2 separate regions of the Homo sapiens genome follow, and region 2 is linked to region 1. Evidence: read pairs that join two places in POLR2A ChIA-PET (ENCODE). Cell type or tissue: OCI-LY7. All regions are shown on one strand. Each heading gives the region's core, and the rest is flanking DNA. Links, peaks and the distances in the headings are about the cores only.

Region 1 (4,391 bases), core at 292-4,291:
CACAAAAAGACAAATATTGTATGATTCCACTTACATGCAGTATCTAGAATAGGCAAATTCATAGAGACAGAAAGTCAAATCAAGATTACCAGTGGTAGGAAGAAGAGAGAATAGGGAGTTATTGCTTAATGGTTAGAATTTCTGTTTTGGGTGATGAAAACATTTGGAAATAGTGGTGATGGTTACACAACATTGTGAATATACTTAACAGACAGCAGTGATGGTTACACAACACTATGAATGTACTTAACACAATGAGTGGTACCAAATGGTTAAAATTGTAAATTTCCTATTATAAACATCTTACCACAATGTTTTTAAAAAAGGAAACATGCAGATGACATTTTTTCTGAGTCCTTGTATGGGTTAAAATATCCTCACATTATTTTCACACATAATATAAAATTCTTAATTCAGAATTTCTATTTCCTCAAATTTTATTACAGGCATCTGGCATGTATAGCTCCTTATAAACATATTTTATAGGTTATCTATGTTTTTATTATTTCACTTCTTGATTGGATGCTTACATGATTTGTATTTAATGTATGGCCATTAAAACTAAATATTAGATTCCTTAAAATTAATAACTAGGCAAGTAAGTAAATGGGTGCTGATAAAAAGCACATTTTAAAAGCCTTGGTTATGGTACAGACAAAATTGTATATATCAGCATTTACATACTGTCCCAATAATTATTATATATTAAAATGGTAGCTACATTAAAAGTATCAATCTAGAAATATATATCATTAAAGTATAAGGTACTTGGGTCAAGGCCATTCTAGGATAACCCATTAAGTTCAAAGTATTTAGAGAAAGTTAAAACAGGAAGAGATTGTAGCAACCATGTAATTCAATTCATGCTACTACAGAAGAAAATGTAAAAGAATAAAATGTTACTAGAGTTAAACCTAGAGTTATTCCCACGTTATTTTACCTGCCAAGATAAGAGGTTCGAAAAAACAGCAACATATGCTCAGATTCATTACAAATAAGTAAATATCTTTGTGTATTTCAAGACTCTTCAAAATGGGAAAATGGCTGGGCATGGTGGCTCACGCCTCTAATCACTTTGGGAGGCTGAGGCGGGTGGATCACCTGAGGTCAGGAGTTCAAAACCAGCCCGGTCAACATGGTGAAACCCCATCTCTATTAAAAACAAAAAAATTAGCCGGGCGTGGTAGCAGGTGCCTGTAGTCCCAGCTACTCAGGACAGGAGTAGCAGGAGAAATCACTTGACCCCAGGAGGTGGAGGCTGCCGTGAGTCAATGTCACACCACTGCACTCTAGCCTGGGTGGCAAGTGAAACTCCATCTTAAAAAAATAAATAAATAGGCTGGGCACGGTGGCTCACGCCTGTAATCCCAGCGCTTTGGGAGGCCGAGACGGGTGGATCACGAGGTCAGGATATCGAGACCATCCTGGCTAACACGGTGAAACCCCGTCTCTACTAAAAATACAAAAAAAATTAGCCGGGCGTGATGGCGGGTGCCTGTGGTCCCAGCTACTCAGGAGGCTGAGGCAGGAGAATGGCGTGAACCCAGGAGGTGGGGCTTGCAGTGAGCTGATATCACGCCACTGCACTCCAGCCTGGGCGACAGAGCGAGATTCTGTCTCTAAATAAATAAATAAATAAATAAAATAAATAAAATGGGAAAATGAGGTAAAATAATACTAAAGAACCAGGTGCTAGTATAATTCAACTAGTAACAACTTTCAGAATCAGACTGAGTTAATTTTTCCAGTGCTAGATAAAATTTCAGAAATAAATGTCATATATAGGAATGCCACACACATAGAATGAGCTAAAACATATCCTATTTCTATCTCAGAATCTATAAACAAATTCATTGCTATATGTAGCCTACGGGGTATATGTTAAATATAAGGACAGAACTCTAGCCTAAGATACGATTTTCAGCATTTGCCACTTGCCTGTAGTAACGTGACTGTAAGTAGGTTGAGCACACAGCTTTGGAAACGTGACTAGCAGAACCAAAGTCAATGACCTTCACTCGGTAGGGCTGGCGAACTGGATCAACCAGCATGATGTTTTCAGGCTTAAGGTCAGCGTGGATCAGACCAAGACTCTTGAGCTTCATCAAGGCTGTGGCCACCTGCTGCAAGATTGGTCTGATGTACTTGAGTGGCAGTGGGCTAAATTTGTTTTGCTTTAGAAAATCATATAAGTTCTGCTCCAACATTTCAAAAACAAGGCAGGTGTGATTCTTATGCTGAAAGCACTCGTATGAACGGACAAAATTATACTCATCAGCATTTTCACTGCTTAGGCGGGAAAGGATGCTCACTTCAATCTGTCCTTGTCTGGCATAGGAGGGGTGGTTCTTCAAGATTTTAATAGCCACAATTTCCTTGGTGCTCCTCTTCCAGCACTTAGCCACCTGTCCAAATGTCCCCCGGCCTAGGAACTCCAAGACTTCATAGCTATTGGTCATAGAGCAAAGGATCTCATGCTGGACCAGCTGGTAATCCCCTTCTCCGCTGGAACTGCTACTCTTTGTGGTCACAGTGGTGGTTGTGGCAGCAGCACCCACCACAGTCCTGTTTTGCAGCATGAGAGGGGGATGTTCTTCTATGATCTGCACACTACCGTTGCTGTCAACTTCCTCACTTTTTCGTTTCAATCCACATTTTTGATATGGCTCAAGCAAAGAAACGTTGCTTCTGTGAGTCAGGGTCTGGCTGCTTTGGAAGGTTGATGTAGCAGCACTGCCCGAGCTATCAGCGGCTGTTACAACAATATGCTCCACTGCAGGAGCTGGGAGGAGGAGGCCCTGGTCGTAAGCAGGGATGTTGAAATTTGCTACCTGGTGAGAGGAGTTGGCTTGCCCTTGTGTGGCTGGGAGGGTTTTGCTGTGGGTATAATATTTGTCGTTGCTACTCTGTCCTGAAACATCCCAGCCAGAGGGCTCTATTTTCAGTTTCTTCGCACTGCAGAAGGCACTCGACGACACTGATGGGGGCGAAAACACTTGCAGCTGTGATGCCATACCTATATTGAGAGAAAGGAAGAATTAGACCACAAGGATAAAAGATACAAGGCTTAGATTTAAAACACACAAACACACACACACACTTTTACTTGATAAAAGAAACATGATGTAATAATGTTCTCCTCTTCTCAAAAACTAATTCAATCTTGACCTATATTCATAGAAACAGTGTACAGAACGTGCTGGACAAAGTGAAGATTATCCACTCTGCTCAGGTCATACATAAAATGCATTCAATTGTCTACCACATTTTAAGATAAAAAAGTAACCAGTATGGGCCAGGCACAGTGGCTCAAGCCTTTAATTCCAGCACTTTGGGAGGCCAAGGCAGGAAGATCTCCTGAGCTGAGGAGTTCGAGACCAGCCTAGGCAATGTAGTGAGACCCTGTCTCTAAAAATACTAAAATTGAAAAAAAAAAAAAAAAAAGTAACCAGGATGATGAGAAAGCTAGAGTATATTCTGAAGAACCGAGGAAAGTTAGCAGAAAAATATGAGGAAAGGATGTAAGAACAGTCCAGCTTTCTGTCCCTGAATATCCCACAGACACTTCCAGCTCAATAAGCCCACAGATTAAACTGAAAGCTATTTTTTCAGAATAAAGTCCAAACATCTGACATAGCACACAAGCCATTTCATATTTATCTTCTCCATTTTCAACCATCCGATCTCATATGCCTTGGGGCTCTATAGTAATCCCTCTTTCCTTGCTCTACCCTTTGCCCCTTTTTAATAATTACTCCTCAAAATTAGTCATCTTCAAAAGACTAAAATCTCTATCTCTAACCCAGGATTCTCTCGCTTTGAACTCCAAACCCTATATCCAAATGACTACTTAACCCTGCAACTTGGACATTTCACAAACACCTCATATTCAATACATTCAGAATTAAACTTACGAGCCTCCACCCCACCTTCAGTTTTCTATCTTAATTATGAGATGCCATCACACATCCAACGCCTCAAGCCAGAAATCAGGGAGCTCCAGCCTGGGCAACATGGTGAAACCGTCTCTAAAACAAACAAACAACAACAACAACAAAAAAAAAAAAAAACAGAAAAAAAAGTTAGCCAGGCATGGTGGCACATGCCTGTAGTCCTAGCTACTCAGAAGGCAGAAGTGATCACCTGAGCCCAGAGGTAGAGGCTGCAGTGAGCTGTGATCGTGCCACTGCACTCCAGCCAGGGTGAAAGAATGACACCCTGTCTCAAAAAAAAGAAAAAAAATTAGGGATGTCTGTTTCCTCAGCTACATAATGGTGATAGCAATACCTACCTCATGGGGTTGTTCTGAGAATTAAATAATTTAATACATGTAAAATGATAGTGTCTACCACATATTTAATACTATTATCCTGGCTCATTCCTCTCCCTTA
Region 2 (4,391 bases), core at 221-4,220, 200 kb before region 1:
ATCAATGAGGAGGTGGGCACCAGGAAAGACTTCATGAAAGGGAAACCTTTGAGGCGGGTTGCTGTATATGTGGTTTGCACTTGGGGTGTGTGTGGGTGTGAGGGGAATGGAATAGTGGAATAGGGGAGTGTTGGATGTTTGGAAGGAAAGACTTCAGGCAGAAGGAAGAGAACAGTAAAGGCCTAGAGATGTAAGAGTTCATGGTGTGTTTAGGGATATGTCAGTAAAGCCTGATAGCTACAGTCTGCAGTACATGGCAGATAAGGCAAGGGAATCTTAATAGTTTGAGAATCAGGATTCCTTTAAAGCCTTTCAGAGTTCCCTGCATGACAACAACTGTAAATACATACAGCATCCTTTAACTGAAAATAGCAACAAGAAAAACATAACGACAAAAACCTACCCTAAATTCAGAAGCACTTTTAAAAGATGTGGTGCAAGCATGCGTAAGGCATTGTATTTACTCAAAACTTAGGGCTCTGATGGACTCCTAGGTCCCTGCAACGGCTCTCCAGGCCCTCAGGGGACCAACAAAAGAGAACGAGGCCTGGTCTTCAGACTGGAGGCCAGGAATGAACATGCTGGGAGGTCACACTGACAGTCTGTCATATGGCCTTGGGCAAGTTCCTCACCTTCCCTTAGACTCACTTTTTCCAACTGTAAAATAAGGCTGATGACTTTTATATGGCAGTTGTGAGGAGCCAATGGAAGAATCAATGTGATTGATAAGGAGAGCTAACACATATATTGCTTATGATTATGCTTGGCTCTATTCTAAGCACTTCATATGTAATCAATTCATTTCACAGCAATCCTATGCAGCTGTTACTTTTATTATCCTCGTTTTTATGGCACAGAGAGGTTAAATAACTTTCCCAAGATCTCAGCTAGAAAGTGACAGAGCCAAAATTAACCTATGCAGGCTAACTCCAAAGCCCATGCTTTTACCACTCTGCTGCCTGCCGTATAGCAAATGCTTAACAAATGGTGATGGTGATGATGGTGATGAAGTGGGTGCCACATTGAGGATAAGAAGGGATGGTCCTTCTCTTAAGGAATCTCATGATTTAATAAGGAAACCAGAGTCATGTCTACTAGGAAGTAAACCTAGAAAGCAGGTAACAGAAAAGCAGGAAAAAGTGATTATGATAACAATGGCTAAAGTTTATTGAGCTTACTATATATCAGGCACCATTCCAACTACTTTACATATATTAAGACATGTAATGCTCACCACAACCTTGCACACAAAGTGTATGCAGAGCAAAAGTGGGGTCAAGAAGAGGAAGGAAAAGGGGGCTCAACAAGGGATAAGATGAGCCAGGGCCTCCAGGCTCGTGTTTGCCTTCATCCCCCTTCCCCTGAGCCCTGACCACACTCCCTCTGCCCCCTCCTGCCCTCTACCAGGCACACGTCCTTCAAGCGCCACCTGCCAAGGCAGATGCATGTCTCCAGTGTAGACTATGGCAATGAGCTTCCACCAGCAGCAGAGCAGCCCACCAGCATTGGCCGCATCAAGCCTGAGCTCTACAAGCAGAAGTCGGTGGATGGGGAGGATGCCAAGTCTGAGGCCACCAAGAGCTGCGGGAAGATCAACTTCAGCCTACGCTACGATTACGAGACCGAGACCCTGATTGTGCGTATCCTGAAGGCTTTTGACCTCCCTGCCAAGGACTTTTGTGGAAGCTCTGACCCTTATGTCAAGATCTACCTCCTGCCTGACCGCAAATGCAAGCTGCAGACCCGGGTGCACCGCAAGACCCTGAACCCCACCTTTGATGAGAACTTCCACTTCCCTGTGCCCTATGAGGAGCTGGCTGACCGCAAGCTGCATCTCAGTGTCTTCGACTTTGACCGCTTCTCCCGCCATGACATGATTGGCGAGGTCATCCTGGACAACCTCTTTGAGGCCTCTGACCTGTCTCGGGAAACCTCCATCTGGAAGGATATCCAATATGCCACAAGTGTAAGTACAGCCCTGTTCCTTGGCTTCTTGAGGATTTGTGGTTCTGGGTTGGGTGGGACATGTCCCCAAACCCTCACTTCCTAGAGACAAATGGGCCTTTGCCATTTGGGATGTGAAGAGGGACTCTGGAAACTGCCCAGTGGCCCAGTCTACCCTTGCACTCTGCCCCAGGTTGGGATGGCAGAGAGCAGAGTCCCCATGTAGCTAGGAAGGGAAGGGAATTTTTATCTGTGGCTTCTGGTTGCATGTTCTGGGGTGGTTCTTTCTACTGAGAGTACTGATGTGCATTAGAAACTTGGCATAGGCAATTGAAACAGGCCATATCAATCAGACTGAACTAGGCTATGCTGCAGCAGCAAACAGTCCGAGGATTTTGTGGCTTTAGACAACCAAAGTTTATGCCTTGTTCATGTTTCATGTGCTTTGCAGCTGGACTGGGGACTCTGCTCCACCTTGTTACCTGGGGACCCAAGCCAACAGAGGCTGCATTTAGACACGGGCCCCCACAGTTAAACATCAGGAGGAAGAGGAAGTGGCAAATCACGCACTGTTTATTAAAACTTCCACGCAGAAGTGACACATGTCACTTCCACTCCCATTAGAACAAGACACGCGGTAACTCCTAATATCAAGGGAGAAGGGGCAAAGTAATCCTACCGAGTGCCCAGAAGGAGAGCTGGACATATGTAATGAACAGCACGAATGACGACACACAGCAGAGTCCCTTTGCTTGGGCATTGTTTTCCCAGTCAGGTATGGGAGATGGGGGAGGCCAGCCCAAAAGGAGACCTGACTAACACCTACACAGGAGGTGGGTGCTGGGCTGTTTGCAACCAGCTGGAATTAATCAGGGAAGGTTTCAAGGAGCTGGGGCTCAAGTTGGCTTTTAAGAGAAGGGAGCACAGGTTTGGCACAGAGAACTGGAGAGGACACATCTGGAGCCCTTCGGTCTGGCATAGCCCTTCGCTCCAGTCCCCTGGGTTGAGGAAGCTGTGTAGCTGCATCCTGCAGGTATAGCTAGTGTCCTCTCTCTAAGCACCCCCAGGCAGCTGAGAGCTCAGTGGGGGCATTCCCTCCAAGCTCCAGTGGCCTTGCATCTGCTCTCTTGAGTGCTAACAGGTTGAGGGGCAACCTGGATATTTCCTCCACTATATCTCTGAGGAGGGGCAACCCCACTCTGTCTGCAGACTCCCGCTTGGATAGTCAATACTCAATATCTCTGTGTTGAGCCTGTGAAGAGAGGGGCTGGGAAAATCAGCCCTGCTCTGGTGTGCAAAGGGCATAAATCTTGTTTTGTTCAAAGAGAGAAAGCTTAGTGGGCTCTGCTTACACCCCAGGAAGGGTCTGGGGGACACGCCATTCTCATAGCTTGTGCTGACTTTGACCAGTCCAGCCCAATGGCTCAGTACCTCCCCCACCTTTGCTTTCCTGAAATGTCATCCCTAAGAAGAACATAAGTAGCCGGCTGGCCAGCAGGCAGACGGGGCGAGCAGACAGGGCGGATTGGAACAGCAGCTCTGTGGCAGCCCCAGGCCCGAGCGCTCCACTCCATAAATCACTCTGAAGTTTACATTTGGTGCAGCTCTTCCCTGTGGTCTCCTTAGGCTGTGGCTTCATTATGGTAACTGGACAGGTAGAGAAAAGCAGCTCAGTCCTCCTCACAGTGAGGTTGCCACCCAGGGAGAGGGGTGAGGGCCAGGGGCTGCAGGAAGCAGAGCTCAGCCCAGCCCTTCTAGGAGCCTCCTTTGCTCCTTGCCAGAGCCCACCATCTGGTGTCTTTGGCTCCAGGCATGAATGGAAGCCTCATGCCTGGGGCAGGCAGTCTGTGCCCAAGCACACTCCTCACCTGGATGCACCTTTCCATATCCAAGAACCCCGTGGCTGTCCTGCCCTTGTCCCATCCCCACTTCCCCCACCTGGCTTCTGAAAAGGGCAGATCAACCAAAGAGCATAGGACAAATCACCATCATCCTCATCATCCTCAACTAGTATCATTATAGCCCTCCTCCATCTCCTCCTCCTAAGAACACTGTGCCAGGCATGGGGTTGAGGGTGGGGCTGGGGTAGAAAACAGCTTCTTTGACCCACAGAAACTTGTCATGTAATTACAGAGACAGGAAAAGTCCATGCAGTAGCTGGTAGTGCAAAGCAGCAAATACGATCCTCTGGGTATGGTTGCAGGATCCTTAGAGTTAGGACAGCTGGTGAAGGTCTCCTTGATGAGGAGAACTAAATCAGGTGGGGAAGGACAGTTATAAATAACTCGACAGGACAAGAGGAAGGGGGAGCATTCCAGCCAGTTGCAGAGGGAGTCCAGGTGCAGGAGTTTCCCAAGCTGCAGAGCCCCACCCATGCTCAGACAGCCTGTCTTACCGTCTGTCTGAGCTGGATGTTCCTTCTCAAGTGAGTCCCCTGCCACCCTCCA

Evidence for each region. Peaks named below come from ENCODE experiments on the same cell type or tissue, not always from the same donor. Only the 100,000 strongest peaks of a DNase experiment are listed, where the experiment ranks them.
Region 2: POLR2A ChIA-PET joins it to region 1 with 7 read pairs; 3 of 35 experiments call an interaction of 5 or more read pairs at or near these places.

The regions. Positions count from the first base shown.
Region 1 is chr1:113,939,007-113,943,397 of GRCh38, reverse strand. It overlaps HIPK1 (homeodomain interacting protein kinase 1), which reads right to left. Exons shown (of 16, transcript NM_198268.3): 2 at 1,939-3,016. The coding sequence starts at 3,014. Among named protein-coding and RNA genes, the nearest start is that of HIPK1-AS1, 12 kb to the right of the region's middle. In OCI-LY7, for the core only: no CTCF peak of the experiment used is centred there; a DNase peak (open chromatin) is centred at 2,537; H3K4me3 peaks cover 1,930 bases; H3K27ac peaks cover 2,563 bases.
Region 2 is chr1:114,135,070-114,139,460 of GRCh38, reverse strand. SYT6 (synaptotagmin 6) reads left to right here. Exons shown (of 8, transcript NM_001253772.2): 3 at 1,408-1,966. Among named protein-coding and RNA genes, the nearest start is that of SYT6, 17 kb to the left of the region's middle. In OCI-LY7, for the core only: no CTCF peak of the experiment used is centred there; no DNase peak of the experiment used is centred there.